Regions from separate parts of the Mus musculus genome. Here regions 1, 2, 3, 5, 6 and 7 are each linked to region 4. The links are chromatin loops, found by intact Hi-C in ENCODE. Cell type or tissue: left cerebral cortex. All regions are shown on one strand.

Evidence for each region. Peaks named below come from ENCODE experiments on the same cell type or tissue, not always from the same donor. Only the 100,000 strongest peaks of a DNase experiment are listed, where the experiment ranks them.
Region 1: it touches region 4 in a loop (2.0-fold over the local background); 4 of 42 quality-filtered maps call a loop at or near these places.
Region 2: a loop joins it to region 4, with 3 times the contacts of the local background. A loop is called at or near these places in 11 of 42 quality-filtered maps.
Region 3: a loop joins it to region 4, with 2.0 times the contacts of the local background. A loop is called at or near these places in 5 of 42 quality-filtered maps.
Region 5: a loop joins it to region 4, with 4 times the contacts of the local background. A loop is called at or near these places in 12 of 42 quality-filtered maps.
Region 6: a loop joins it to region 4, with 4 times the contacts of the local background. A loop is called at or near these places in 11 of 42 quality-filtered maps.
Region 7: it touches region 4 in a loop (2.8-fold over the local background); 10 of 42 quality-filtered maps call a loop at or near these places.

The regions. Positions count from the first base shown.
Region 1 is chr3:27,763,092-27,767,091 of GRCm38, forward strand. No RefSeq gene overlaps it. Among named protein-coding and RNA genes, the nearest start is that of Gm42194, 13 kb to the right of the region's middle. In left cerebral cortex, no CTCF peak of the experiment used is centred here; DNase peaks (open chromatin) are centred at 1,656, 2,092 and 2,965.
Region 2 is chr3:27,464,900-27,468,899 of GRCm38, forward strand. It overlaps Fndc3b (fibronectin type III domain containing 3B), which reads right to left. Exons shown (of 26, transcript NM_173182.3): 13 at 3,967-4,000; 14 at 2,476-2,562; 15 at 803-941. Among named protein-coding and RNA genes, the nearest start is that of Gm32738, 16 kb to the right of the region's middle. In left cerebral cortex, CTCF peaks have their summits at 1,570 (motif pointing left) and 2,937 (motif pointing left); DNase peaks (open chromatin) are centred at 1,575 and 2,878.
Region 3 is chr3:27,588,881-27,592,880 of GRCm38, forward strand. All of the region lies in intron 3 of Fndc3b (fibronectin type III domain containing 3B), which reads right to left. Among named protein-coding and RNA genes, the nearest start is that of Mir3092, 5.9 kb to the left of the region's middle. In left cerebral cortex, no CTCF peak of the experiment used is centred here; a DNase peak (open chromatin) is centred at 2,098.
Region 4 is chr3:27,708,224-27,712,223 of GRCm38, forward strand. It overlaps Fndc3b (fibronectin type III domain containing 3B), which reads right to left and starts at 2,229. Exons shown (of 26, transcript NM_173182.3): 1 at 2,123-2,229. In left cerebral cortex, CTCF peaks have their summits at 549, 1,856 and 3,029; DNase peaks (open chromatin) are centred at 1,130, 1,799, 2,180, 2,565 and 1 more place; H3K4me3 peaks cover 2,837 bases; H3K27ac peaks cover 1,556 bases.
Region 5 is chr3:27,475,819-27,479,818 of GRCm38, forward strand. All of the region lies in intron 11 of Fndc3b (fibronectin type III domain containing 3B), which reads right to left. Among named protein-coding and RNA genes, the nearest start is that of Gm32738, 4.7 kb to the right of the region's middle. In left cerebral cortex, CTCF peaks have their summits at 268, 468 and 2,114; DNase peaks (open chromatin) are centred at 2,101, 2,933 and 3,798.
Region 6 is chr3:27,570,187-27,574,186 of GRCm38, forward strand. The region is part of intron 3 of Fndc3b (fibronectin type III domain containing 3B); the gene reads right to left. Among named protein-coding and RNA genes, the nearest start is that of Mir3092, 13 kb to the right of the region's middle. In left cerebral cortex, a CTCF peak has its summit at 2,208; DNase peaks (open chromatin) are centred at 2,235 and 3,512.
Region 7 is chr3:27,582,965-27,586,964 of GRCm38, forward strand. The region is part of intron 3 of Fndc3b (fibronectin type III domain containing 3B); the gene reads right to left. It overlaps Mir3092 (microRNA 3092), which reads right to left and starts at 2,031; the gene lies at 1,936-2,031. In left cerebral cortex, no CTCF peak of the experiment used is centred here; a DNase peak (open chromatin) is centred at 1,731.

The DNA.
Region 1 (4,000 bases), 55 kb after region 4:
TCCCTGGGAGCACATTAAGCCCAAAGAGGTTCCCCTGCTTTCCCACAAGCCAACTCACATCGTTTTGCATGTTCAGCATATGCTTAAGAGTGACTCTTAATAATTTTACCTGCATATGTGTGTATGCACATGTATGTGCTTGCTGGTATGTGTGTTTACGAGTGCATGTGGATGCAAGTGCACGTGGCAGTCTGTGCATGTGTGGAAGCCACAAGTTGACATCTGGGTCTTTCACAAATAGCTATTCTGTTTAGTGTTAATTATTGACCCCATAGAATCTACAATCTGGCAAGAGAAAAGTCACCGGGCACACCTGAGAGAGATTTCCTAGGTTTATTTAGCCTCTGGACTTGTCTGGATAGATTGTCTTGACTGGGCTAAATGAAATGGAAAGACATGCCCACTGTGGGTGGCACCATTCCCTTGGAACCTTGGGATTATGTGTAGAGAGTCAGGGAACTGTACTGTACCATGAATTCATGGCTGTCTGTTCCTGTTTGAGAATTTGATCTGACCAGCTGCCTTAAGTTCCTGTCACTTTGACATCTCCGTACTGACCTGACAGACTCAACCTGTGAGTCCGAGTGACCCTTTCTCCTGTACGTTGCTTTTGTCAAACTTTTTTTTTTTAATTTGTTTTGTTTTTGTTTTGTTTTTTTTTGGGTTTTTTTTCCCACAGCAACACAGAGATAACTAAGACAATTGATCTCTTCCTTTATTTTTCGAGGTGGGGTATTACACTGAATCTGAAGCTCATTGATTTGGCTAGGCTGGCCGGCCCACTGGCTTATAGGATCTACCTGTCTCTGCCGGCTGTTCCATCACTCACACTACCACACTAGGGATCTGAGCTCAGGGTTTCCACTTACGTAGAAGGCACTTTACCTGAGAGGTGACTCTTTTCAACCACTCTTTGAATAGTATTTTGAATGACCCATTTTTAAAAAAATATTTATTATTAATATTATATTGTCATTTGCTCATTTGCTGTTTTATGCTAGTTGGTTGGAGGGTTGACAATGACTAGCAATGGAGTTTGACACAGGCACTAGAGGCTTACTTTTGATTTCTTTTTTATTGAGAATGTTTCTAGATTGGAAGCCTCTTCTCTATTTTGTGGCAGTTTCAGGACCCTTGCAGTCTCTGGAGCCTGCTTGGTTGAAGAACTGAGGTTGGTCCCCAAGATTCCTGTCTGGAAGCCAGGAATAGCGGTGCATAGTTGTAGCACCTGCACGGTAGAGATGCAGACAGGCAGATCACTGGGTTTACTGACTGCCAGCCTAGCCAAGTCAGCAAGCTCCAGGCCGATGGGAGGCCTGTCTCAGGAAGAAAAATAAGGAATGATGTCTGAGATTGATTTATGACCTCCATGCACACTTGCACACCTGTACACACAGCGAGAGGGGGGAGGGAGGGAGGGAGGGAGGGAGGGAGGAAGGGAGAGAGAGAGAGAGAGAGAGAGAGAGAGAGAGAGAGAGAGAGAGAGAGAGAGAGAGAGAGGGAAGGATGCACAGTGAGCCATTAAGATGCATCTTTACCCAGCAACATAAGAATACGGGCTTGGCAAGGATGCACATTCCCACACACAAAGATTCCAAGATTTAAAATACTTCTTAAGAAGAGGCAGTACATTTGTGAGTCAGGATTATATTAAAAGCAGATAGGAAAGATGGGTTTTCAACTCCAATATGCAAGGAGGGGCAAGTCACAAGAAGAAATTGCCTTGAGGAACTGAGCCAGATGGAAGGCTGTACAGCTTGAGGTAAAGTTTTGAGAAGGAACCATGTAGTTTCTGGAGTATTAGAAACGTCAAACAGCAAAATGATGGGGTCAGGGGTTAGGCCTAAGTATTCAGCCTTTTTCTGCTGTAAATAGCAGCCTGGTTCCACCAGGGAAGTCTTCATGGTGGAGGCAGAGCTTGCCAGTCATGAGGACAACAGCGGAGGGTCCTTGCTCTTAGATACGTGAACTAGGGAGTGGTGTGCATCTGTGTCTGAGGAAGAACTTTCTAGAAGTAGCTGGATCCAAGCCCAGGCAGGAAAGGGATAAAAGTTTGTAGTTGATGCATGCACATCTCTCAATTCAAGGTAGTCTTCTGACTTCCCGCCTGTCCGCGTGGCCCTAACGCCTCATTGGAGGCTTCCAGAATGGTCTTCCCTGGAATAGTGCAACAGGAGTGTTGTCTGCTAGGGAGATGAAAATGCCGCTCTACTTTTAGGATCTCCTGAGCTAGTCCTAGTAACCGCAGTGGGCAAGAACGGTGGTGTTTGAATCAATCCTGTGCCTTTGTGGGTAGAAGTGTCCTTTGCATCTGTCCAGCCCTCGGCACTGGCTATGGGCATCCTCTCTAGCTTAAGTTTTCCATACCCTTTACTTATGTGATTGGTATTTGGTCTGGATATGTGTGTGTGTGTGTGTGTGTGTGTGTGTGTGTGTGTGTGTGTAGAATTTTCTTTGTCAGTCCCACATGGAAAGACCATTTTTTTCTAGGTAAAGACTCTAGTCACCTGCTAGATTACTAATGACACAAAGACCAAAATAGCCTTAACTGTCTGTCAGAGGCTGGAGAAAGCCTGCTGGTGGACAGCTAACAACTACATATGCTTTCAACATGATGAAAATTGCATCTTTCAGATGCATCCTTTTTCTCCTATGATGGAGAAATTTCATTATATTCTTAAAGCAACTTGACATGAAAAATTCTGTTCAAAGATTTTTTTCTTTTTGGTAAGGTCAATTTACAACCTTAATTAAAATGGATTCATGAGCGTTTATGCAGTTCTTCTAGAAATGACTATTGCTGGATTAGGCAGTAATGAGTATTTTATAGAAGAGTCAATACGTGCTGTGTGTTTTCAGACTTGCCATCTGGTTCTAGTCTCTGTTTGGCAACAGGGTTTTATACGTGGCTTGGTTCGTGCAGCCAAGAAACCTCTCATTCTTTGCAATTTGCCACTCTTTCAAAGACCTACTTAGAGGCTCAAGCTTATAGCACAAGCTGCCAGATTTAAGTGTCTTAAGTTAGAGTCTCAGGGGCCCGAAATATCTCTTGTACCCACACATTTCCTGGTAGGCCAAACTTCGCAAAATAAACACAGATGACCTCTCGCCCATCCAGGCTTCCGGAAAGTTTAGAAATGATGCAAGCTCTTGGCAATATGATATGACACATTGCTGTGCCTGTGCAGAGTGAGAACTTCCTTCATTCTGCCCTGGTGTGGACAAACAAGCTACTTTGGCCTTGCTGTGGACTTAGAATCTGATTGACTTCAACACAACTAGATGCTATGTGAGTGGCCTCTGCTTGAAGAAGAGGGAGCCACAGGGAAGACTCCTGGTGGAGTCCCAGTAACATTCAAGACGGAGGAGAAAAGAGAAGCTAGTTTTCCCAACAGAACCTGGTTTCCCTTCCTTTCTCCACCTCCTTTGTGTGCAGGAATTGATCAGGGTTCTCCAGAGTGGCTGTCGCCACACGTGACACTGGCTTTGTTCATTCTCTTTGTAGGAGTGTGAGCTGGGACACTCCTGCCCTGTCCCATGCCCGTCTCTTTGTCACTTTGCCATTAGGCTGGCTCTCAGCCTAGCTTCCTTCCCAGGGTGATTTATTCTGATTTCTCTCATTCAATAAATGTAAATACACGTTTGAGCACTGACTGGTGTGTTCTGTCTCCTTTAACCCCTTTGATTATTCCGTATACTGTTTTCTAATGCCAAGTTGGAGTGCAAAGGCCCTTAGTTATTTCATTGAAGTTTTGTTTTGTTTTCATTAAGATTTTCTTCTCTTTCCAAGTCCTGAATATTCTGTTTTCACTAGGCCCAAAAAAGGCAATCCATATTTAGAAGTTTTAGAACACACAATTATGTTGCAGAACTAGGCACACCTGATTAAGGAAGCTTAATCATTAATGATTAAGGTGGGCCACTGTGAATTGAACCCGAATACTTGTCTCCTGGCTCCTGGCTCTAATTTGAAGGCTATGGAGCATGTATGGAACATGTA
Region 2 (4,000 bases), 240 kb before region 4:
CTCCTACCTATCCTTGTCCTCCAGGGAAGCCGACCTCAGAGCTCTTTGATGCCTCAGTACAGCATGCTCGAGCTTGGTCTCCAACGACGCACAATGCTTTAAACTGCGCCCTGGGTACATTACCTTACAACTCTAATGTTTTCGCTTCTGCCCTTCACTTGCTGTTCATACATATTCTTAAAGGACACCAGTGCAGAGCACGCGTGTCCTAACAGCCTTACGCATGATTACAAGTGCTACAGTCGCACAGTGACATGCGTTTCCCTGAAATGACCGGCTCTGCAGAGCTGAGTGTCAGTGTCCTCCAGGTCACCTCAGCCCACGTGAAAACCGTGGAACTCACGGGGGTGGGGGGTGAGGGGGGAGGCGGACAGGGACACCCCAAACAGCACAAAAGCAAAAGTCTACTCTATTGCAACTTAAACACTCTGTATGTTAAAAAAAAATCTACTTAGGATTACATATCTAGATTTGAAATCCAATCTCAATTTAGAAATATTTTATATTAAATTTCATTGATTTTTTAAAAGGTAAGCCATGATGGAATGAATTATCATAAATCCTCAAACTCAAGTTAACAAAGCATTTAAAATAAAGGAGAAAAATGTAACATAGAAAATATGAAATAAATGAGATCCTCTTAAAATTGTTCACGTAAGAAGTCCACTAACATGAGACTATATATTAACATTCAGTGCCCCTCCAGCCCTCACAAATGTCTAATAAATGCAGGAAGCCCTCACGGGTGATATATTCCCCTTGTGTTTGGTTTGTCACGGCAGTAGTAGGGCAGGAGACATACCCCACTTGACACTGAAGCCATGTGATGTGACAGGTCCTTTAATGAGGGGTCTGGTTGGAGGGCCAGGTCTGTCGGGGCTGGTTGTACAAACCAGGACTTCACTTGGGCAGCTCTTCCCCTCCATGTTGGAAGCAGTCAGCTGCAGAGCAAACACGGACACATTAGCACATGTTGGTTATGGGCTATGAAGTCTCCTGGGACTTTGTACCATTGCAAGGTTAGACATGGACAGACAGACTGACACATATCGACCCAGTCACTTGTCTTGAGACTGCTGATTTCAATGTTTGTGATTACTTATTTTACTTAAATTTGGTTATTAACAATTAAAAATAAAACCAAAAGGTAGGTTTCAGCTAAAGACATCTGTAGATCCTTACAAGAGAAAATATAAGCCCAGGGTAGTGGTACAAGCAGGGTGGCTGAGGCAAGATGACTGAGTCTGGAACCATTCTAGGCTATGCAGCCAGTGCCAGGCACTCCTGGAAGAGAGTAGGACCATGCTTCACTAGAGGAGGAGGTGGAGGAGGAGGAGGAGGAGGAGGAGGAAGAGGAAGAGGAGGAGGAGGAGGAGGAAGAGGAGGAGGTGGAGGAGGAGGAGGAGGAGGTGGAGGAGGAGGAGGAGGAGGCTGCAGTGGTATTGTATATGAAATCAGTAGTTTCCATTTATTCTGTTCTGTTTGATGAGAAGAAAACGCAGGGATAAACTAGACAGAACTTTATTTATGGAAAAGGCAGATGGTGCCACCTTGTGTACAATGTCAGTAGTACAGCTATGCTCTGGGAGCCAAGATTAAGTATTTTTAGCATACCAAGACACAATTATATTCCTCAAATAGTCAGTCACAACATTCCACTTGATAATTTGACAAATACTAAAGTGACTAAATGCCAAATTAAATTACTAAGGCCTAAAATTAGAGAAAGGAGGGCGGAGCATCCTCAGGGCAAGCAAGAAAATAGGGTGTCGTGCACATGACCAACATAGGACGCTGTGACGGAAAGGCACTGAGAACAGTGCAAAGCAGCAGCTTTCAAGTCTGCAGCTGTGACATGAATCCCTACTGCAATGTTACTGGTGACTGTCTATAAGCAAAGGTCCCTCAACCCAGCAGGTCGAACGGCCCTTTTGCAGGGGTCTCCTAAGACCATTAGAAACTGCAGATGTTTACATCACAATGCATAGCAGGAGCAAAATTACAGTGATGAAGTAGCAATGGGAATAATTTTATGGTTGTGGGTATTAAAGGGTCACAGCATCAAGATGGCTGAGAACCAGTGGCCTAAACTGAGGAAGTCTAAATTGTGGAAGGAATGGGATAGAGAAGAGAAAAACAAACACGAGAGGAAAGATCCGAGGGTCTTTCCAGCCACACACGTGGTGTAAAGCCCAGGAAAGGAGCGGGTGCCAGTGCGTGCAGGGACACAGGCATCTGGTCAGGGCTTTCTCAGCCGCGCATCGGCCCTGGCTAAGGCAACCCCACTACAGCATCTTCTTACACGGGTTCCTGCCCAGAAACTCTATTTTCAAATTAAAATCTGGTGGGTGCTTGATAGGGTCAGTGGCACTTTGAAAGTGCTGTCCATTTCTGCCCCCTTTTGGCCTGCAGACTCCACTTGAAACGTAAGTGCAGAGGTGTCAAAGTGACGTTAGACAAACAGAGAAGACTCACCCTGAATTTATACTGTGTGCTTCGCTTGAGATTTTTCACAGTACAGGTTAGGTCCTCTCCAGTGTATTTTGGGTGGAAATGGCTATCCTGAAGAGGCAAAGCCAGAAAGAGACATTGGAACTACAACATCAGAATCATAACGTCGGGGCCTCGATTCCTAAGGGTCCAGGGTTTCTGTGCTATGACTTCGTCTTCTGAGCAGTAGCCAGAAGTCTGGCAGCCACTGCTGAGAGAGTGCAGGTCCCACGGTGCCACGGGTAGCATGCAGAGCTAAATGCAGCTGTCACTTGTCACACTGCAGGTCAGCCTTATTATAACAAAGTCGAAGCACTTTGAACATTTTATTTAACACTAGATCTGTCACAAGCAAAGCCTGTTGAGTCGAAGCTGACACATTCCAACAGGGAGGTGGTGCAACAGTGGACAGGCAAGGCTTCTGAGCTCATGGCGCCCCCTTCTGGGTAAGGTGGAAAGCAGGGCTTGGACGGGAAGGACACACTCCTGTAAGGGTAGCCCTTACCAATACAGGTGAATACACCGAACTCAAGCCATAGCATTCTCCCCCACCTCCCTCCTTCCCTCCCTCCCTCCCTCCCTCCCTCCCTCCCTCCCTCCTTCTCCCTCATCCTTCTGAGCATCATGCTCCCTTCAGACTCAAGAGAATGCCCCCTGCTAAAAGGTGTGCAGAGCCTGGTCCACAAGCTCTTACGTGTCAGCTAAAGAGGCAGTTTAAGAAAGAAAACCCTAACACAGACAGAGGCACATAGTGTGGCACTGGAGGCTGGGAAGGCGTATGGAGGCGTGCGGGCAGGCTGCCAGAGCTCCTGAGGGGCTGCCACAGCAGCACGGGTTGATGAAGTATGGTGGCCACATGTGGCTCTCGGGATTCAAACTTAATCAGTTAAAAGCTCAGCTCTGTAGGTCAGCAGCCACATTTCAAATGCCCAGTGCCACATGCCCAGCATAAACTATAGGACACTTCTACATGACAGAGACTTTCCAGAGTGGACATGGAAGGAAGCCAGGGAAAGTGAGTTAGGGATCTGCAAGGCCCTCCCTGCAGAGGGCACAGGACATGCAAGTTCATGAGGCTGGGCACAGCGGTATAAGCAACAAGGCCTGTGACAAAGCCACGCACACAGGCCCGGGTGGGTGGGTGGGAAGGCACTGGAGAGCTGAGGCTCCCCTGCCAGGGTGCTGGTGGGTACCACGAACTGTGACTGTGTGGCAGGGATTACACCACAGCACACAGTGGTGATATTGTGCTGGGGCACGGAGGAGGGACGGCAAAGTTGGTTAGATTTCAGGGAAATTTTGAAGAAGGGCTCGGGAAGGTTTGCTGGCTGATTCTATCTGGGGTCAATGGATGACTCATTTGCTGAGTTTGGGAAGGCCAGGGATGATGGCCCTGATGGAAATGGAGAGTGGCCGGGAGTTGAGGTAGTTAGTAAGGCCGGGATGCTCTGCAGGCGTGCACACCGTGGGACTCACGTTCTCATCCTCCTGAATGTCCAGGGTGTAGGTT
Region 3 (4,000 bases), 120 kb before region 4:
AATCTCGAGAGGAGAAAGCCACTCAAATCCCACACTGGATTCCCCTGCCCATAGCGCGTTCTTAGGTTTGTGCATGGCCACAATGAGAGCGCTACTGGACCAATTACTATGCCAAAGCCAAGACCATGCTAGAAGGCTGCCAGCAGAAGTGTGGAGAACATGGCAGCCACCGCCCTTCCATGGCTGATACCTTGGGTGAGGAATGAGGCACCATCTGTGAACATCTGTCATCAAACCCAAGAGGACACAAGAGCTTCCTGACCAGGGGTGGCCTCTTGGTGTCTTAACAAACATCCCAGGTGCCGCCTGCACACCTGGCCAGGCTGACTCACCACGGCTCTCCAGTGGTTGCTTTTAAAAGCCCAAAGGCAGTCATCAGCCTGGTGGTCTTCTTCACTCCTGCATTCTCTGTCCTTTCTACAACAGTATCAGCTCCTTGATTTGCTCTCTTCAGGGACCCGCCTTCTGTGGTTGTTGCCTATCCTGCTAGGGAAGGAATTCTCTCTCTTGGGTCCCTGAGGCTCTACACTCAAGTCACAAAATCAAGTCTGTGCTGGGTCTGGGTCTGCCTCTGTCGACAAGGCACAAACACAAGGGCCCAGGTTCAGTCCTTAGCACCCACAACCAAGCCAGGTGGGGAACTGTAAACCTGCAACCCTAGAACCATGAGAGTGGGGTACAGGGCAGCAGATTCATGGGATTGCTGGCTTGCCAGCTGTCTTAGTCGGTATCATATTGCTATGAAAAGACACCATGACCATAGTTATTCTTATTAAAGAAAGCATTTAATTAGGGCTGACTTGTGGTTTCAGAGGTTTAGGTCTTTATCCTCATGGCAAGGAGCACACAGGCAAACATGGTAGCTAAGAGTTCTACCTCTGCATCCATATGAAGCAGGAAGACAGAGTCAATGGCCTGAAGTGGGCCTTTGAAATCTCAGAGCCTACCCCCAGTGGCTCAAGTCCTCCAACAAGACCACCCTTCCTAATCCTTTCAAATAGTGCCACCCCCTAAGCATTTAAACATATAAACCTGTGGGTCCATTTTATTTAAACCACCACACCAGCCTAAGTGACAAAGTTCTGGTCCAATGAAAGACTCAGCTATAAATAAAAAAGTAGAAAGTACCTGATAGTTGAGGTCACATACACTAGATGCATATATTTAAGCACTCAAACACACACACACACAGAGAGAGAGAGAGACAGAGACAGAGACAGAGAACGCAACTCTATACTGAATCCCTGCGTGAATATACCTATCCCAAGATGCTTTAAAAGTCAGCAGCTCACTGCATCCCACCCCTGTGTAAAGAACAGACACATATACAACCTTGCTTTACGAAGTACCAAGTGAAAACACTTTGAGGCTGCTCAAGGAAACCCACTCACTCACTGGACAACAAGCCTGTTTCTCCTGCCTTTTGCTTGATTGGATGTGTTTTGAACATACTAGCCATGCAGTTTACCAGAGAGCTGCACTCCTGCCTGCTCTGTTTTCCCACCTGAGGCCTTCATATGGCCCTCTTCCTTCTTCTGAAAGGGAACTGTGCAACACTAGACAGCTTTCCTCAGAATGTAAATCAGCACTCCGCTTGGTCCTGGGGAAAATTCAAGGTTGGTTTGTTTGTTTGTTTGTTTGTTTGTTTGTTTGTTTGAAAGGAAAATGTATCTATTCTTCTGCCTGTATCACTTCAAATCTTATTTTCAGGGCTTATTGCTGGACAAGATTCAAGATCAACGTGACATTATTGTTGCTAAGAAAAGTAGCTTCCTTGCAGTTCGAGAGCAGACGCCACCTGTATACACACACTCATGCTCTCCTCTATTATATTTGCCTGACCTGAACCACAGGCTCCAAATGCCAATTTCTCTCACACTTTGAGACATTGAAGCTACATCTTGAAGATCCTCCTACTGATGAGCAATGGACCAGAAAGGCATGCCAGCTTCACGACTGCCTGTGGAAATTCAGGCATACTTTAGAGCTAAGCATCGAGAGGGTCTCCATGGCCCTGCTTGCTCAGCCAATGTGCTCGCCTCTTTTAAAGCACAGTAAGATCAAACGTGCCAGCTCTCCTCGACACCTCCTGAATCCTTACATACCATCGCTGCCAAGACCTGCCTCCTCAGATATACTCCTTGCAGAGTAACTGACATCATGCCTTGGGTATGACAAATGTGTGCATATTTGTTCCATGAGCGGATACAGTAGGTAATCCTATCGCACTACGTTGAGATGTCTGGTTATATGCACTTGGCAGAATCCCTGCCTGCAGGAATCGTTGTAAAGGTCACATGTAGGCAAAATTCTTACGTTTTAAAGCTGTAGTGAGGTCCAGGACCACACAGGTGGTCACTGACCCACAGATGGCCAGAGCCATGTTTCCAGAGCACCTGCTTCAGAGGGTATGTGCAGGGACCAGAACCTGTACCCTCAGCACGAACCTGACATCCATGGCCCACATCTGGCAAAGGTTGTGGCCAGCTAGACAGATCACATGACCATGATAGGAACAAGGGGGTCATAATTACTACAGTACCCATTTCCCCTGCCTGTGGCCAAACTAACTCCAAAGAGTGAATCCCTACAAATACACGGATAAGAAGAGGAAAGAGTGAAACGGAAATGCTTCCATTTGTAAAGAAGTAAGGGTAGGTCTGGCCAGGTTGACAACAGATGTGTCATGAAGACTGCAAAACTCCAGAGGCCACTTGGCCATGTGCACAGACAGTAAGCCATGCCAAGCGAGTACAATTACCTGTTTCAGTTCTTGAAAATGAAGAGTAAGCGTGCGCGCGCGCACGCGCGCGCGCGTGTGTGTGTGTGTGTGTGTGTAACGGTATGCAACAGGAGAGCTAGTGCTCCAGTGAATGGAACATTTTGGGATCATACCTTTAATCCCAGAACTAGAAAAGAAAGGCAGGCAGATCTCTGAGTTCAAAGCCATCCTGGTCTGCACAGCAAGTTCCAGGCCAACCAGGGCTGTAGAGTGACATCCTGTCTTGAAAACAAATAAATATAAACCTGAAAGGAACATTTTGCATTTAATACAGGCCTTTCCTTGTTTTTATTCATATATATATATTTCTTTTTGAGGTTGTTGTTTTTTCGAGACAGGGTTTCTCTATAGCCCTGGCTGTCCTGGAACTCACTCTGTAGACCAGGCTGGCCTCGAACTCAGAAATCTGCCTGCCTCTGCCTCCTGAATGCTGGGATTAAAGGCGTGCACCACCACGCCCGGCTCTTGTTTTTATAATTTATTTCATGTGTCTGCATGCACACACACCCTTGCTTGCATATATAATGGTGCATGCATGAAGGTTCAAGGATATATTGCAGAAGTTAGGTCTCTCCTTCCGGTACCGGCAGCAGGCACGTTACCCACTGACCCCCTCACTGTCCCCTCAAATGGATGGCTCGACTTACTTAATGCCTTCACATCCTCTGTTCACCTTGATCCCAGGGTTCTGGAGGGCACCTGCATGAACTAACTCTGCAGAAGAGTGGGATACGAAGGCAAACCTTTTCAAACCCATACACTAGAAGGCAAACCGTCTCTGGTCGGTATGGTATTAATGTTAAGCCACAAGGCAAAAGTAGGACAATAAAGACTACCACAGCTTTTCCTCACTGACTGAAGAAATTCAATAAACTAAATATTGGTTAAAAGAAGAGAATGAAGGTGCTCTTTACTGCTGCAGCTACAGTGCCTTTCCAAGGCTGAGCTTCCTTGGACACCGTGCTATCAATGGCCCCCTTCTAATAATTTGCCTTTCAGCAACAGAGAACAGAGCCCAAGCTGCAAACAAAACCAAGACACAACAGATAAAAAGAATAATTAACCATTTCCCTGTAATAGTCCCTCTACCACCCACGATACACGGGGCCGCCGAGTCCTGAGGAAGTCACTTCAAAGAGCAGCTTGGAAATGTTTCTGAGGAGAAGCCCTTGCACTGCATAGTCTGGGGCCCAACGTTCAGTAGGTGTCCTCTTCCCT
Region 4 (4,000 bases):
AAAAGTTCTATGTTTCAAATTTAAGTTTAAAATAATTTGGAAAAAAGGAAAATTCAAACAACAATTCTTGAGTCACGGAGCCACATTTGAAACGCTCGATTACATGTGCCTCCTGGCTACAGGAGGACAATCTAGACAGAACCATTCTATCCCTGGAGAAACCACTGAGCCATGTTCTGAATTACTGGTACCTTGATTTCTGTGAACTTAGACGCCCTTGTTTATAAAACGTACATTTACTACAACTGAAATCAAAATATTCAAAACTTAATCGAGTAATGTATAAAAGGCAGAAAACATGTTTATCTAAGAAGGAATATACTATTAGTACAAGCTCTAACAGGCATGTGGTTCATACCTGTCACCCAACATCCAGGAGGCTGAGGCAGGAGGTCAAGCTTGGAGAGGCCAGCCCAAGCCTGTCTCAAAATACAATGCCCAAAAAAACTTTCCTTACAAGCAATTAAGTGTGAGTGACCCTTCCGGGTGGATCATGAGAATTTTAAGAGTTGGGCAGAACGGGCACAAATGCCAGTGTAACAAACAACCAGGAGAGGTGCTGGTGCTCACGCTCTGCATTCCTTTAGAAGCCCCAGAAGACAGAAGACGGGCTCCTCCAAACATCCCAGGCTCTGATCACAGCTATTTTTAAAGGGTCTTAAAAGATTACCAAAATGTCTTTCTGGAACTGTATATACTGTCATTAGATGCTACCAGCCCCCACCCTACAAGATCTCGACAGTGCTAACAGATGCTAAAGGAACACGATCTTGTCACACAAACGCTTTTTCTCATAAGCATCAAAATAAAATGCTTGAAAAGCACATGCAAGTTTAAGGACAATACTAAGAGAGCAACTTTTTAAAACAATAATCAACGAGGCCTCACTTTTAGCCAGGCTGCCGCGTATCTCGCGTCTCGGTAAGCATGAACTCCGGTTGGCCCTCCTGGCCAGAAGCATGTCCAGGGACTTTACCCTCTTCAACAGCTGCTCCCAGGGAGCCAGGAAATTTACTGAACCCAGTCTTTACTGCATCCACAGTCAGCCTCCAACGAGGAGCGAACCAACAGCCCCCACACCAGTCACAAAACCAGGTCAGAGTTGCTATGCATGCATGCGCTGTGTGGCATAACTCAAGTTCCCAGGGTCCCAGCCGATACTTGGAGATGCGGGAGCGCCACGCACTCAAATCTGAACAGAGCAGTGAAATTTTGCTCAAAACCTGACTTTCTTTTGTACTGTTTTGTTGTTGTTTTAAAAAAGAATGTTATTCCAGAATGGATTCCTTTTCTTCCGGGTCTGTCTGCTCCTACTAACTCTCTGCCACAACCAGGGTGCCTCCCCTTTCCCAATGCCCCACCTCTTGCCACATTTATAAAAAAAAGAAAAAAAAATGGCACATTCCCTCTCCCCTAGCTTCTCCTAGTAAGGCCTGGAAACTGGAGGAAATTCAAATCAAATTAGTTGCACATTAAAAAATAAACAGACAAGCAATCAAGGGTGCCCACCCAACAAAAGCCCTCGCCAGTTCCAAAATATGATTAAGCCTGGGAGGGAAGAGGGGGAGGGGGACTAGCCGGGATGGAGATAAACGTGTGCATTTTTGGCCCCAGCGTCAGCCTCATCGCGGCCAAATTCTACATTTTGTTTAAAGAAAACGCTGGGCCTGAGAGAAAAGAAAATAAAAAGTTGTAACTTTTAAGGAAGTCTGCAATCCGCACTGTCTGGATAAAATGCCAGTGCTTCCTTCGTCTGGGATCGCCGGGTGGGAGCCGAGATTCGAAAAATCTCCAACCCCAGCCGTTCTCTCCGGGAAGGCGCCCGGCCAGCGGCGCCGCCCGGCGGCCCAGCCAGGTCTCCCGGGACGCTCGCAGAGTCCCCCAGGCTCCCCAGGCCGGGCGCTGGGGACGCTAGGCGGTCACGGCCCCGGGCCCCGGGCCCCGCTTTCCGCGAGGACTGACAGGCCCTTCCCACGGCAGCTCGTTCCTGCCTGCCATCCGAACCAGACGGTCCCCGCGGCCCGCCCAGCCCGCCCGCCGCCTCGGGGCGCGGATTCCACCCGCTGGGTCTCCCGGCCGCCCCACCCCCGGCAGGGGCGCCCCTCGAGCCTGACCGACTGACCCGCGCTCCGCTGGCCCACACGCACCGGGTCGTCCTCTGCTTCCCGCCGCGCCCCGCTCCCCCGCCCGAGCCTGCAGCCGCCTGGCTCGCCGAGTCCAGCCGCGGCCGCCGGTTCCCGCCCCCAGCCCGGGGGGAGCCCAGGGGGCAGGACGGGGAGGGAGGACGTGGCGCGCAGAGGTGGCCAGAGGCGGGCGGGGAGTGTCCCCAAGAGGCCCCGGCGGGGGCGGGGGCGACCGGTCGCCCAGGGACCCTCCCCGCGAGCATCCCGGGTCCCGGGTCACAGCCCGGCACCCCCAAGGGGGCCAAGGCAGCCCCGAATCCCAGCTCTGCGCGCACGCACGCCCTCCTCCCTCCACCATATGGAAATCTACAGCCTCCCAAAGTGACACGTCGAAGATTCCTCGGCCTGGCCGCGCGCCCTCCCCCTCCCAGGCAGCGGTCCTGCCGCGGGGATCTGGGCGGGGGAGCGGATTCCTCGGAGCGACGGCCCGGGGAGGAGGGGAACTGCGAGCCCCGCATCCTCCGCTTTCTTCCCGAGCGAGCGGGGGCTGGAGGGGTCGCCCCCTACCCGGCCGGGAGCTTCGGGCAGCCGAGCGGTCGGGGCGCGACCGGGACTCGGCAGCCAAGTTTTCCTCGGGCATCCCCGAGTGCTCCGGGGCCGGGAGCGCACTCGTGCAGACTCGGAGTCCGGCCGGGCTCCGAAGCGCAGGGACCCGAGAGCGACTGTGGGTGGCACGTCCCCCGGCAGCCCGCCGCCGCTCCCGCACGCCTTACCTCCCCTCAGGCTGAAACGGGGCTCCGGGTGCCCGCAATCCGGGTCGCCCACGCCGTCCCAGCCAGCCGCCCGCGGGATCCCCGCCGTCCCCTGCGCCGCTCCCGCCGCTGCTCTCCGCCGCCTCCTCCGGCCGCCGCCGCTGCTCAAATAACTACCAGGAGGGTTTGATGGGGGATTCCGCCATGTCAATGATGTCGGGACCACATGGGGATTCGGGCCCCGCCCACTGCCGTAAGCCTCCCAGTACACGCGCAACTACAAGAGCAAGCTCGCGGTAGCTCGGCGAGGCCTCCCTTTACCATAAGCCAAGCCAGGCTACACACAGCGGGGCTTCTCTTGTCTGAGCTGAAGAGAACTGGGAGACTCTGAATGAGATTCTGGAATCATCACTGCAAATGCAGTATTTGCTCAGTAATTACTAAAGCTGACTTGTTATTTTTCACTTATAACACATATTTCCTTTTCCAATTGTAATTCCCAGAAGAATCTTTCAGTGATTTTTTTTTTATTCTTTTAACTTCCCACAGCATTTTGCATAAGCAAATTTTATGATACCAAAATTTAAATGTCTATTGTCCCTTTCAGTTCCGGCTAGACATCTTTACTCGAAAGACTAAAGACAGTTCCTTCTAGTTTTTATTAATATTTAGTTTGGGCATACTTTATTTCTATTGTAAAAATGAATGTGTGTGTGACCTCAGGTATACACATGCCATGGTTTTTGTGTGAGTTTTAGAAACTTAAAAGTCCTGTCTACCTTACACGGGTTCTGGGACTCCAACTCTGGTTGTCAGACACGGTGGGCAAGTGTCTTTACACACTGAGCTATCTTGTTGCCCCTAAAGACTGTTTCTTGTCATTTATCTGGATTGTATGTGTCAAATGCAAAAGGATCTACTAGCTATCGATTGTGTATGAATTAAATATATACTATATTCCTGCTGCATAGGCTCTGTCAAAGATTAAGGGGTTGTGCCATACTGCCCGCAAATTAAAAAAAAAAAATTTCTAGAAGCAGGGATATTAGATCAAATAATTTACCCTCCTCTGTTACTTAGTTATTCTGAATAATTCCACCAGCATCTACTATTATAGTGTTCCAC
Region 5 (4,000 bases), 230 kb before region 4:
GCCTCTGTCAACATAAAATAGTATTTGATTTATAAACATTCCCCAAACTTTCTATATACTTTGGGGGGGGGGGTCTTTTACAAATGTTACTTATTGTGTTTTGTTGTTGTTGTTGTTGTTTTACTGTGCTTTTTAACACTACTGACTCCGCCTCTTCGGCACTCCAGCCAAGTGGAGGCCAGGCGGGCGGGGTGGGCTGCCCCACAGGATTCATGTCCCTGAATTTGGTCACTAGGCCAACTTGCTGCGTCTCAGCTGGTGGCTCCTTTTGGAACTGCAGTAGCTTTGCTGAATGTCTGTTTTCTTCTTCTTCTTTCTAATACCTCTTTAATATGAAGCCTGTCGAGCCTGAATGCTTTCTTTCATTCAAAGACTTTTTTCTCTTGTGTGAAATCTTTTGATGGCCTATCAAATGGTCCAAGCATGGAAAGGTGGGGGTGAGAGACTGGAGCTCATGGCGGAGCAGGACCTACTCCTACAAATACTTTTAAGGGGTAATGGTCACTCTAGGAACAGAGACCATTTCCCCCAAAGAGTACAGCTGCCTTACTATACAGTTGATCTTAAAGTGAAATTTGGGGATAAATCATACATGCAAAAGATCTTAAGCACCGCACTACATTTTTTTTCTTACCCTTTCTGCCTATTTAAACTTCTTTCTAATCTATAGCTGAAAGTTAAAGTTGGTTATTATAAAAGTTTATACCTTTAGAAAAGTAATTTATTCTTCCTCCAAATTAAAAACAACAACACAGACAAACTAACCAACAGCCACCCTCCCCTCTTGGTTGAGCTGTGGTGAGCAACCTGAGGGGTGCAGGGCAGTCTTGCTTCTCAGGGGCGGCAGACCAAGGCAGAGAGGAGATCAGGGCTGTCCTCCTGGGGACTGAGAAGAAGCCCGAGCAGGGCATCCAGGCACCCAGGTATGGCGCCCACGCACAGTTCCGGCCCTCCAGCTTGCTGAGCTGTGCTGAGGATCACATCTGGGTCCTGCCTTCTTACTGTAGCCTGCCCTCCCTCCCTCCCGGTCTCTCATGTGTCAGCATGGGGTGCCCTTCCCTGCCTCTTGGGCTCTCTGATACTTCTTGCTCTTCCTTCTCACCTGAACACACAACAGAAAAGCAAGAGTAGAAAAAGCCTTTTGTGTGGAAAAGTCCGAGCTCTAGTATCTAACAGCCTGGGGGCACAGGGTCTAAACACTGTGGTTTATCAAGACTCAAGGCAGACAAGAGAAGCCTAGGGCACAGGGAGCGACGGTGGACATGGAATTCTTTCATTCCTATCTGTGAAAAAATAGTCACTCTCCAGCTCCAGGCCTTAAATGCACATAGGTGACTGTCTCCCAGAACCTCATACAGGAGTGACACACGGGCTTCTGCACTCCCGACACACTGTCTGCCTCTATGCTCGGGCATTCGCTTTGCCATGATCATGACCGCTCTGAGCATGCCATGCCCTGAGAAATCTCCAAGCCACCAGAGACCTCTCCAGCAGACAACAGAACTGCCTCAGGACTCCCACTGGATCAATGATCCCTCACAACTGACCCTCAGGATTCACAGTGCTGACCGGCTGTTCCCAAGCTGAACTAATCCCTGCAATAGGGTCCATGAAAGTATGTGACTAGGTGTATAACAGACCTGGGTCTGATGCCCAGTGCTACACAAACAGGGTGCTTGCCCACACCTGTGATCCCTGTACACGGAGGCAAGGCAGTAGGATCAGCAGTTCAAACACAAGCCACTCTACCAAGCCAAGCTGAGGCCATCTTGTAACACACATGGGTCTCTCAAAAGTAACCATGTTAAAAATGTGGTGATTGAAAGCCATTACTGTGTATCGTGTTCTACAGTTCCATACTCTGTATGTCTCTTCTCTTAACTTTAGCCAACTTCTGTTGTACATCCTGCATGACAGAGACAGAGGCCTGCAGAAGACCGTGAGCCTCATTGACCAAGCGCTTAAACAAAAGGTTCCACTTTTATGTGCCCTAAGCTATGGGCATGTCCTTTCAAAGCCATCTGATAAAGTAAAGGACCTTTCAAATGGCTTTCAAAAAGTACTTACTGCAGTTGCTAAAGTCATAGTCAAACATCTAGACAACAGCGATTAATCCACACTGCCTCTTGGGGGCAATGTAGTTATTTCACTTTACAGAACTGCAATTTAGACCAAGCAAAAAAATTGCTCTTGGGGTTGGTCTCTCTTTCTTTCTCTCTTTCTCTCTTTCTTTCTCTCTCTCTCTCTCTCTCTCTCTCTCTCTCTCTCTCTCTCTCTCTCTCTCTCTCTCTCTCTCTCTCTCTCTCTCTCTCTCTCTCTCTCATACTGAGGATGGAACCCAGAGGCCTACACAAGATAGAGAAGCACTGTACCTCTGAGTTACATTCCCAGTCCCTGGGCTGAGACTTTTTTGCATGCCATTCCAAGGTTTGAGCATGTATAAAACAGCTTTCCCCAGGACCTCCACCCCTAGGCAGGCTTCTAGTTCTCTGAGAGGACACAAAGGGAAAGAGATCCAGGAGAAAAGCCAATTGACCGAAGGCGCAGCCTGCTTGAAAGTGGGTAGGGAGGGGCACAAAAAAGTACTTGATTCTGTTTATAGGACCTGACTAATTTTTAAACTTTAAAATGGGCTTAAAAACAGCATGTTTCTGTTTGTGTTAATTTGACAAAGAATGTAATAGAAAGATGGCAAACAGTAAGAAAAGCTTTCTCCAGTGGCTCTTCCTCTACTGACTATCCTCAGGGCAGCTGTCCTCGGGACGTGGGAAGATGGACTTTCTACAAGGGCTGGTTTCTGCTCCAGGAACTGAGCACTTCTGGGCTAATTCTACACACATCATTCACGAGCATCCCAATTAACTCAGGCTTGCGTTTGCCTGCCAGAGGAACTCTGTACACCGTGGGGGCTGCGATGCTCTGGCTAACATTCCCAATTAGCTTGGCACCACCAGTGCTGGAAGAGATGTCCAACCAAACTGGCACCGACCACTGAAGCTGGCTGGCATTTTCAATTGCCTTGAAATTAATAGATTAGCAATGCCCCCTTGTTTATTTTCCACAACATCTTCATTCTTGGCTCAGGGGAACGGGGGTGGATGGCTGAGCTGGCAAATGCTCTCCATAGAAGCAGGGGATCTAAAGCTGTGTCTCGGAGTCCACACAGGAAAACGGTGAGGTGGCACACGCTTGCGATCCCAGAGCTGGGGATGCAACCATACAGGTTCCCGGGGCTGCCTGGCCTACCTGTCTCAAAAACACAAAACAGAACAAAACAAGAAGGCGCACGGTGCCCGAGGAATGACACCTGACTCCACACACACACCCACATGAACACACACATTCACAAATGGCTAAGCTAAAGGTGCCAGACCCCACGGTGAACGAACTCTCTCTCTGGCCATGTTTGCATCCTTTCTCTCTTCCCACTGTTCTCCCTGCACTTTCCAGGGTGGTTACTGCCTGCTAAGTAAGTTACATGAAGTTGATTGTAGAGTGTCACCTACGGTAGACCATGGCTATGGAGTGCAGACACGGACCAAGTCACTGAGCTGGGCACTTCCTGCAGCAGTATAGTTTAATGTGATAAAAATTCAATTGAAAACCAAAAGAAACAAGGCTACACTGGCCAAATGAACTTTTGCCAGGTTCTATGCTATGGTTTAGTCTGCTCATGCATCTATATTTAGACGTTGTTCCAGGACTGGCAGACTCTAGGCAACATCAAAGATAAATACTGGCTTGAGATGTGTTCAGCAAGCTATATAATAGCTGAGGCCTATGAGGGGGAGCTGGGGACACTGCACATCTGGGTAGATTTATAGTTTCCAGTGCCAGGCCCCGCTTTACCCTCACAGGCACAGTAACTTTTCCAAGTCAAGATGGAGGGTGGGGTGGTTTGTGGCTGCATGCAGGGAACAGACATAGCACACCTTTCAGCCCCAGGAACACTAGCTACTCATTTCCCACGGGAGGCGTGGCTACCTGAAACAGGCAGGGA
Region 6 (4,000 bases), 140 kb before region 4:
AGGAAGGAAGGAAGGAAGGAAGAAAGAAAGAAAGAAAGAAAGAAAGAAAGAAAGAAAGAAAGAAAGAAAGAAAGAAAGAAAGAAAGAACTCATCATCCAAACATAGGAAGTCATCTTTGCCCATGTGGTCCATTGACTTAACCTGCAGGTGGTACTTGACCTACAGCCCAGTCTATTTGCCATCTTCCAGTATATCAATAAGGAAAAAAAAATCCCACTTAAAATTAAAAGAACAGATGCTGCCTAGCTGTATAATTAATTATAGTGTGTGCTCACACACACCAATTTGAAAGATGCCAGACTAGGACTAGAAGTATGTCATTTAGAATTCTTGAAATACAGTGCCTATTTTTTGGGGGGGTGGGGAGAGACTGGGAAGGACAAAATCCCTATCCTATAATCCATGGGGCCATTACAGACTGGTGGAGCATCCAAAGGTTCTGTAGACAGTCACAAAATCCTCAATAATAGGTGCTAGAGAGATGGTTCAGCAGTTAAGGGCATTTGCTGCTCTTGAAGAGGACCTGGATTCAGATTCCAGTACTCCCATGATGGCTCATAACCATGAGATCCCACAACCTCTTCTAACTTCCACAGGTACCAAACATGTATATGGAGCACAGACAGATAGACAGACACAAAACATTCATACACATTAGATAGATAGATAGATAGATAGATAGATAGATAGATAGATAGATAGGCAGATATTGAGACAGACAGACAGACAGACAGAGACAGATATCTAAGCCCCATTAACAAACCAGTGAGGAGCTGTCTTCAGGTTCAGCACTAGGTATACCACATTAGAAACTATGTTCATTTTCTATTACAAATTTCAAGGCAACCAGAAGCGATTAAACAAGGATACCCTACACCTTTCCTTACTGAACTTGAAGCTCAGATACTTTGGACTCAGTGTTGCCATATCCTGTCATGGGTTTCACTTCAGTTAACTTTAATATACAGTGTTCTGAAACTAAGGGCTTTTTTTTTTTAACTTTCCTTGGAACATCTAGAATTTATGAAAGCCAGGCACTGTGTTCCTAAACAAGCTGGCAGTCTCATTACTCTTGAAATTGAAAGCTGAATCCCTGAATAGCTTTTTCATAATCCTGAAAATACACACAACTGCTTCTCTTACCACAACTACTCGGCAAAAGAGGCTGATACCTCTGGATAGATTAGGTACAAATAATTCTAGGAAATGAGTTTCCCCCAGGAGCCTTCAATAGGCCTGACTAGCACCAAAGTGTTGAAAAGAGCTAATCACACTATCCAATAGTCATATGGCCACACAGTAGTAAAAACAATTAGAAAATGTGCGCTCTCTCTCTCCTTTCTCTCTCTCTCCTCTCTCTCTCTTACACACACACACACACACACACACACACGAACAAAGACAAGGCCTTATACATATATTCTATTCTCATTCTATGTGTATGATTTATACATTGAATTTACTATTCATATATGTGTATATATGAATATATATATCCTTATTTACTCAGATACTTTATAATTATTAATATATTTGTGGTTCAAAATCAAATTCCCAATTAGTTCTGAGCAAAATGGCCAGCTTTACTTATCAGATCACAACACAATTCAATCAGTTTATAACAAAAAGACAAGAAATGAATAAAGCACTAAATTTATTCCATAATAGAAACAGATTGTTTCACCTACTAAATACAGTATTTAAAATTATCTTAACCTTCATAAATGTTGGATTTTCGGTATCAATATACACTTCTACATACTGCTGATGTAATACACACTCCAAAAATTAAGAGAAGATGAACAAGGTCCTGGGAAGAGTAATGTCAGTCTTTTCCACTGGCCAGCCCCCCACTGCATAGCTGCAGCAGAGGTGACAAGACCACACCCCTATGAATTATAACCTCAAACTCCACCAGTTATAAGTTATGTGGTCCTGGGCATGTTACTAAACCTATCTCTTTGCCTCAGTCTCCCCCTAAAATGAAGAAATTGATATAGGTTAAGCATACTTAATCCAAAGTGTTCTGAAATCTAAAATGTTCCAAACTTAAAAATGTGTGTGCCAGTGTATACAGACATTTAACCCTCAGATATCCCAAAACCACTTCTGGTTCCGGGCATTTCGGATGAGGACTATCCCACCTGCAGTATCAATCTCACAAGATTGGTACTGGTTAAGAGAAAAGAGTGGGTATGCATCAAACGCTCACAAGAGGGCCTCATAGATGCTCAGCTTGCTGGACCAGCAAGCTGGTTGCCGTCATCATGGCACCAGAGGCAGAGCTGACCTTTACTCTCCTAGTCTAACTAGTGCAGTCCAGATGCAAGCCGTTAAGGCTTTGGAACTGCCCATTTCCAGGCACAGGTAGTACTACATAAGGAGTAAGACACAGACCAGCAAAGCAGTAAACACTGCAGCTACTGAGTAAGCCAGGAACTCGTTTATAGCAGCTGCGCTCATCAACAGTGAGGACTCACTGATGAAGACCAGACAGTATGTTTTATTGCTGAATGAGAATCTCCCCTTCCACTCGTAAAACCATTTGTATCTGGCAGCCAACCACAGAAAGCCCTCTGTGTCTTCTCCACAGTACCAAGCAAGGCTTGCCTGGCATATAGCAAGTACTTAGTAGCCTATTCAGATCAAAGTAAGCCAGCATCTTGTTGCATGCTTCCAGACATAGTCTATAAAAGGGACAGTGGCTCCCTCCACACTCAACAAAGATTTCCCAAACTATAAAGCACAGAACGATCGCTAACCATCAGGGGAGGCTACATTTTCCCAGAAATCAAGATCTCAGTTTATATAAGCAAATACTAGACTTTACCAGAAGATACAGTTACTACAGACTTCAGTACAGACTGTAACAGCAGAAATTTTATCTTCTCTGTTTTGTATAATGTAAGTTTAGAACTCCAAAATGTAACGGCAAGTTTACAGAGCAACAGGAACTCCCTCACGTCAGCTAACCTCCACAGCTTGAGAAACTCAGGTGTGATGAAAACTGTCACCTTCTCAGCAGGACATCATGAGTGTATTCCATGCTGCCGTGGGGTACCACTGTACCTTAGGGTGTGCTTGAAAATTGTGAGCAGAAAAAAACCCTACCATCCCTTGGAAGTTCCTTGCAGGAAGTTTTATTTCTGCTTCAGAGAAATGGGGAGTATTCTCACAATTCTATTTGCCAAAAGAGCCTGTTTATTTACAAAAGCTGGTTACAGGGGGCTAGAAGAAAGGCTTTTCAATGGAGCTGTCTCTTCCTTTCTTCCCTTCTCTCTACTCCTTTCTCGCTCCCTTTAAGAAGTGCTTTCTGTGGCATGTTTGGCTTCTAAGGGCCTGATGAGACCCTGGATGCTACAGTGAATGTCGAGGCCTGAAAGAAATATTTCTCTCTCCCTCTTTGAGTCAGAAAAGCTGAACACAAGAGGATCCATTCAAGGCATGATGGAGTGCCTCACAGAGGCAGCAATATGTTCCCGGTTGGCAAACAGAGAGCTGTTTGGACAGCGAGTACAGCCGCGCACTCAGCAAACATCAGCTTCCCGAAGACTTCGCAGGAGAAAGCGGGAGACGACGTGGGCCCCTTTTCAGCTCCAGCTCCAGCTTGGGACAATCTTTTTAAACAAAGTGCCTTTGTTCCCAAAGGCACAATTCAATGGGTCCCAATGCTTTCCTAGAAACCATGCACATCTATTCACAACTGCACTAGAGCCAAAGACTCATTTCTAAAGACCTAAAAGGACAAGGAGGTGATGGGAGACATCCCGATATCCATCCGTATCCTAACAGACGAGGAATGACTGGGGAGCTCTGTGCCCGTCGCCTGGGATGGCAGCTAGGATGGCAGCTAGAGAAGAAGAGAGCCCACTCGCAGCGTCTCAAGGCCTGCCCTGCCCTCGTCAGTTGCTTTTAAGAGCAGGGGCGCTGGTGGTGTTGCATTTGAAGAACATCAACAGATATCCCATAAGGAAATCAGAGGGGAACATGAGCAAAAGA
Region 7 (4,000 bases), 130 kb before region 4:
AAATGCAGAGTTCCCCGGTTGTAAAGCCGAGCAAGTGTGTTCGGCTTCCCTGTTCTGCATGAGCACTCATTCCTAAGTCCCTTCTTCCAGCAGGTAAGGAGAACATGCAGCAAGGAAACAGGGGTGCACACAATAGAGCCATGAGCAAAGGCAAAGGGACACGCTGTATTAAAAGTGCCTCGGTGGAAGGAGGCGTGTGAAGACCCCCACACTAAGCATGTCCTGATACCCGGGATCTAGAATGAATGACCGAGAGCAAACCATCTACAGCGTGCTCAGTGTAGAGCCCTGGACTGGAAACTCACCGACCCCAACTTCAGCCTCACCACTCTACATAGGAACAAGCAAGGAGGACTGTGCTGGGCTACTCTGCATCAAATGCTGCTTCAAATAAAAATAGGAGGCTGTTGAGATGGCCCAGTGGGTAAAGGGCGCTGTTGCCAAGAATGATGGCCTGGGATCAATCCCTAAGAACCCCATGTTGGAAGGAGAGAGCCGACCTCTGTGTGTGTACCACAGCACATGCAACCCTGTGCATGTATAGAAACATAAAATGAAGTGCGTGGTGAAAAATTTAATAAAAATAAGCTGTTAGGTAGGACTCGATGTATATTCTTCAGGTTGAGTTCTAATTTTATTTTGTTTGTTTGGTTTGGTTTGGATTGGTTTGGATTTTGAGATAGGGTCTCTCTATGTAGTCCGGGCTGTCCTAGAATTCACTATATAGACCAGGCTAGTCTGGAACTCACTGAGATCTGCCTGCCATTGCCTCGAAAGTCCTGGAATTAAAGGTGAGTCCCCCCACGCCCGGTGAGGTCTACTTAATGGTAATACATATAGAGGGTTTGGTCAAGCATATCTGGATTTATCTTCAGGCCAAAACTCATCAGTGTTAATCTATGAGTTATAAAAATAACAAGGTCTTATATTTTTACTAAGGATCACTGTTGTTTGTATTCTGACACACATGAGAGAGCTGAGCCACACTATCGAGTCATATATTCAATCACTTCTGTAACCTATGACTGTCCCACTCAAACAGTGGCAAACACAAATAGTCAATGTATATGTAAACAAAGCAATTACTTTACTGTCTGCATATTATCAGTGCTGGATACAAATAAAGAGGCCACATTTTTAATGTAACACATTTCCATTTCTTAAAGTATTATATATATATATATATATATATATATATATATATATATATATATATATATATATGTATGTTTTCTTTTCAAGTGTGTTCTAGCCAGGAGTGGAGTTCACGTCTATAATCCCAGTACCAGAGGGCTCTGAGGCAGGGATACTCTGAACATAGAATAAGACCCTGTCTAGGAAAATGTAAAATAGAATTCCAATACTGATTATTTTCAAAAGGAGAAATTTCTGACGTTATAAACCAGGAACATAGAACAACTTCAAAGCTGATGCTTTCTTGAGACATGGGAACAACATTTCAGGCCTGCGTTCCTCTTATTGCTGAGTTTGTGTCCGTTACAGCTGACACCAGCTCCACATGCAGGCCGGGAGAATGTTCCCGATGACCTGGAAGGGCTCTCTGCATGGAGTGGTAAGGGTCACACCCAAACACCCTAAGCCGCAAGACCAGGGTTTCACAGTTCCTCTCCCTGCGGTGGTACAGTAAGTCGGATCATCCTTAGTTTGGAAGCTCAAGTCACAGAAGCTGGGTTACTTAATCCACTCTGGGTAAGAAGGAAGACACTAAGAAGCCACAGTGAGGTGCTGGTTGGGAAGAGATGACATCTCCATGGTGACTCATAGGAAGTGCAAGAGAGGACAGGGTAGGGGAAGCCGCAGAAATGGAAACTCTTGGACCTCAGCCTCACTCCACCTTCCCCGTGGAAGCAGCTCTGTACAAAGGAGGACGCTGGACTCCTCACTCTCCCCTGTCCTCTCAGCCTTGGGCTGGAATAAGATTGCAGGACAGGAGGGGAAACAGCCCCATTCCCAGACACAAAGATCAGGAAACTGGGAGAAAGGCATTTTCCCCTCAGGTCCAGCCTCTTACAGTTTTGCCAGGCCTTTGCAGGGCTATCAGGGCAGCCAAGGCGTCTGGGGACAGTTTCCTGTGAGGTCACCCCACATGTATCCTACCCATAAATCTTTAAATTTTGAACTGAACCAAAAAGATGACTATTTGAGATGCTTTTGCAAGGATGTCATCGAACAGCTCAGACCCCAAATCTGGAGTTTTGTTTTTTTGGTTTTTTTTTTTTTTTTTTTTTTTTTTTAAATCATCAGGATGGTGAAGAGAAACGCACTTCGGTCTCAGACTTATTTTGATTAAAGTGAAACAGAGGAAGGGACACAGACTCAACTTCTTGCAGTTTCTGTAAACAAACAAACAAGCAAGCAAGCAAACAGAGCAAATTGACTCAGCTCTGCAGGAGAGATCACAGCCCTTCTGCCAAGGGAAGGACAGACACAGTGAAGTAATTTCAAGAATGTTAAAAGCATGCCAGTCCTACAAGCCACCCTTACCCCCTCCCCACCCCCGCCCCAGCTTCCAGTCTTTCTTCTGAGATACACGTAAAAACTACAGCCATTCTCTTACCTCTCTCCTCTCCCTCTCCCCACCACTTATCTTTTAACATCTGAGTTCCCAGGTGACACGAAAGGCCTGCATGTCAGAACAGCAGCATACACACTTATACCCTGGATCTCTGAGAAGCAAAGACAAGGGATTCCCACAAAACTCACACAGCACAACTATTTCCTTATAAATAAAACAAGCAGAAAATTTACCAGATGGGTTGTCTGTCTTTGTAAACAACTAAATTCTCAAAGGCAGGTCAATAGACTCTATTCGTTCATTACATAACAATAGTTGAGTTTTCTCATAGCTAGCATAAGCATATTCTAAGTAGAAGGTTAATGGGATTACTGGAAAGCACCAGGAATCAGGTTCTGTTTATAAAATGAATACACTCCTTTTCAAATCTCAATTAAAAATAAAAGACACAGATCTCTGCAAAGCATCTAAATTTCTAAATACTTGAACACAGGTATGTAAGTTTTGCAGCCCTGACTATCTCTAGCTTCCTCAACAGAACTCAACTTTAAAATGCTGTTTAAAACACACAAAGGGCTTTTCAAAGGAGAGGTCCTTTTGCAGGAGAGAGTGTGTTCCATGTCTATGCAGATGGCTTGTCACTAATCAATTTCCAACTACCAGGCGTGGTCCAGGGAAGATAAAGGGTGGGAAGAGGTCAGGACAATTTTTGAAGTCTACCTAGAAGGGAAAAAAATTAGCAGATTCTTTCTCCAGCCTGTTATAAATGAAAACATCGTGGGTTGCGTAGACATTTTAAACTTGACAGAACCTTGTGGAGAATGAAGAGCTAAGGTAACTTTGCCTGGGATGAAATCGCACACCTTCCAAGGAACAAAGTCCATTAGCTTCTCACCCACCCTCCTGGAAAGCATGCAGACACCAACTAACAGAATAGTCACAGCACCCCAGAGTGTCTGAAGTGTGTGTGTGTGTGTGTGTCCATTCGTGCATGAGTATGTATGAGAGAGAGAGAGAGAGAGAGAGAGAGAGAGAGACAGAGACAGAGACAGAGAGAGAGAGAGAGAGGGAGAGAGAGAGAGAGAGAGAAAGTGTATACACCCATGTATGTACATGCACAAGTTTATGTGCATTGGTAAATCAGAGAAGGAAGTTGGGTATCCCCCTACACCACTCTCCACCCAATTCCTTTGAGCAGAGAATTTTACTAGGCCTGGACTAGGCTGGCAGCTGGCAGGTCTCAGGGAAGCCCTGTCTCTGTTCTCCACAGCTTTGGGGGGACTGCTACATGGTCACACTATCCTCTTGTGGGTGTGTGTATGTGTGTGCATATTCGTGTGCATATGTGTGTTGACACAGGGTTTCTTTGTGTAGTCTTAGTTGTCCTGGAACTCTGTCTATAAAGCAGGTTGTCCTTGAACTCAGCGATCCACCTGCCTCTGCCTCCCAAGCACTGGGACTAAC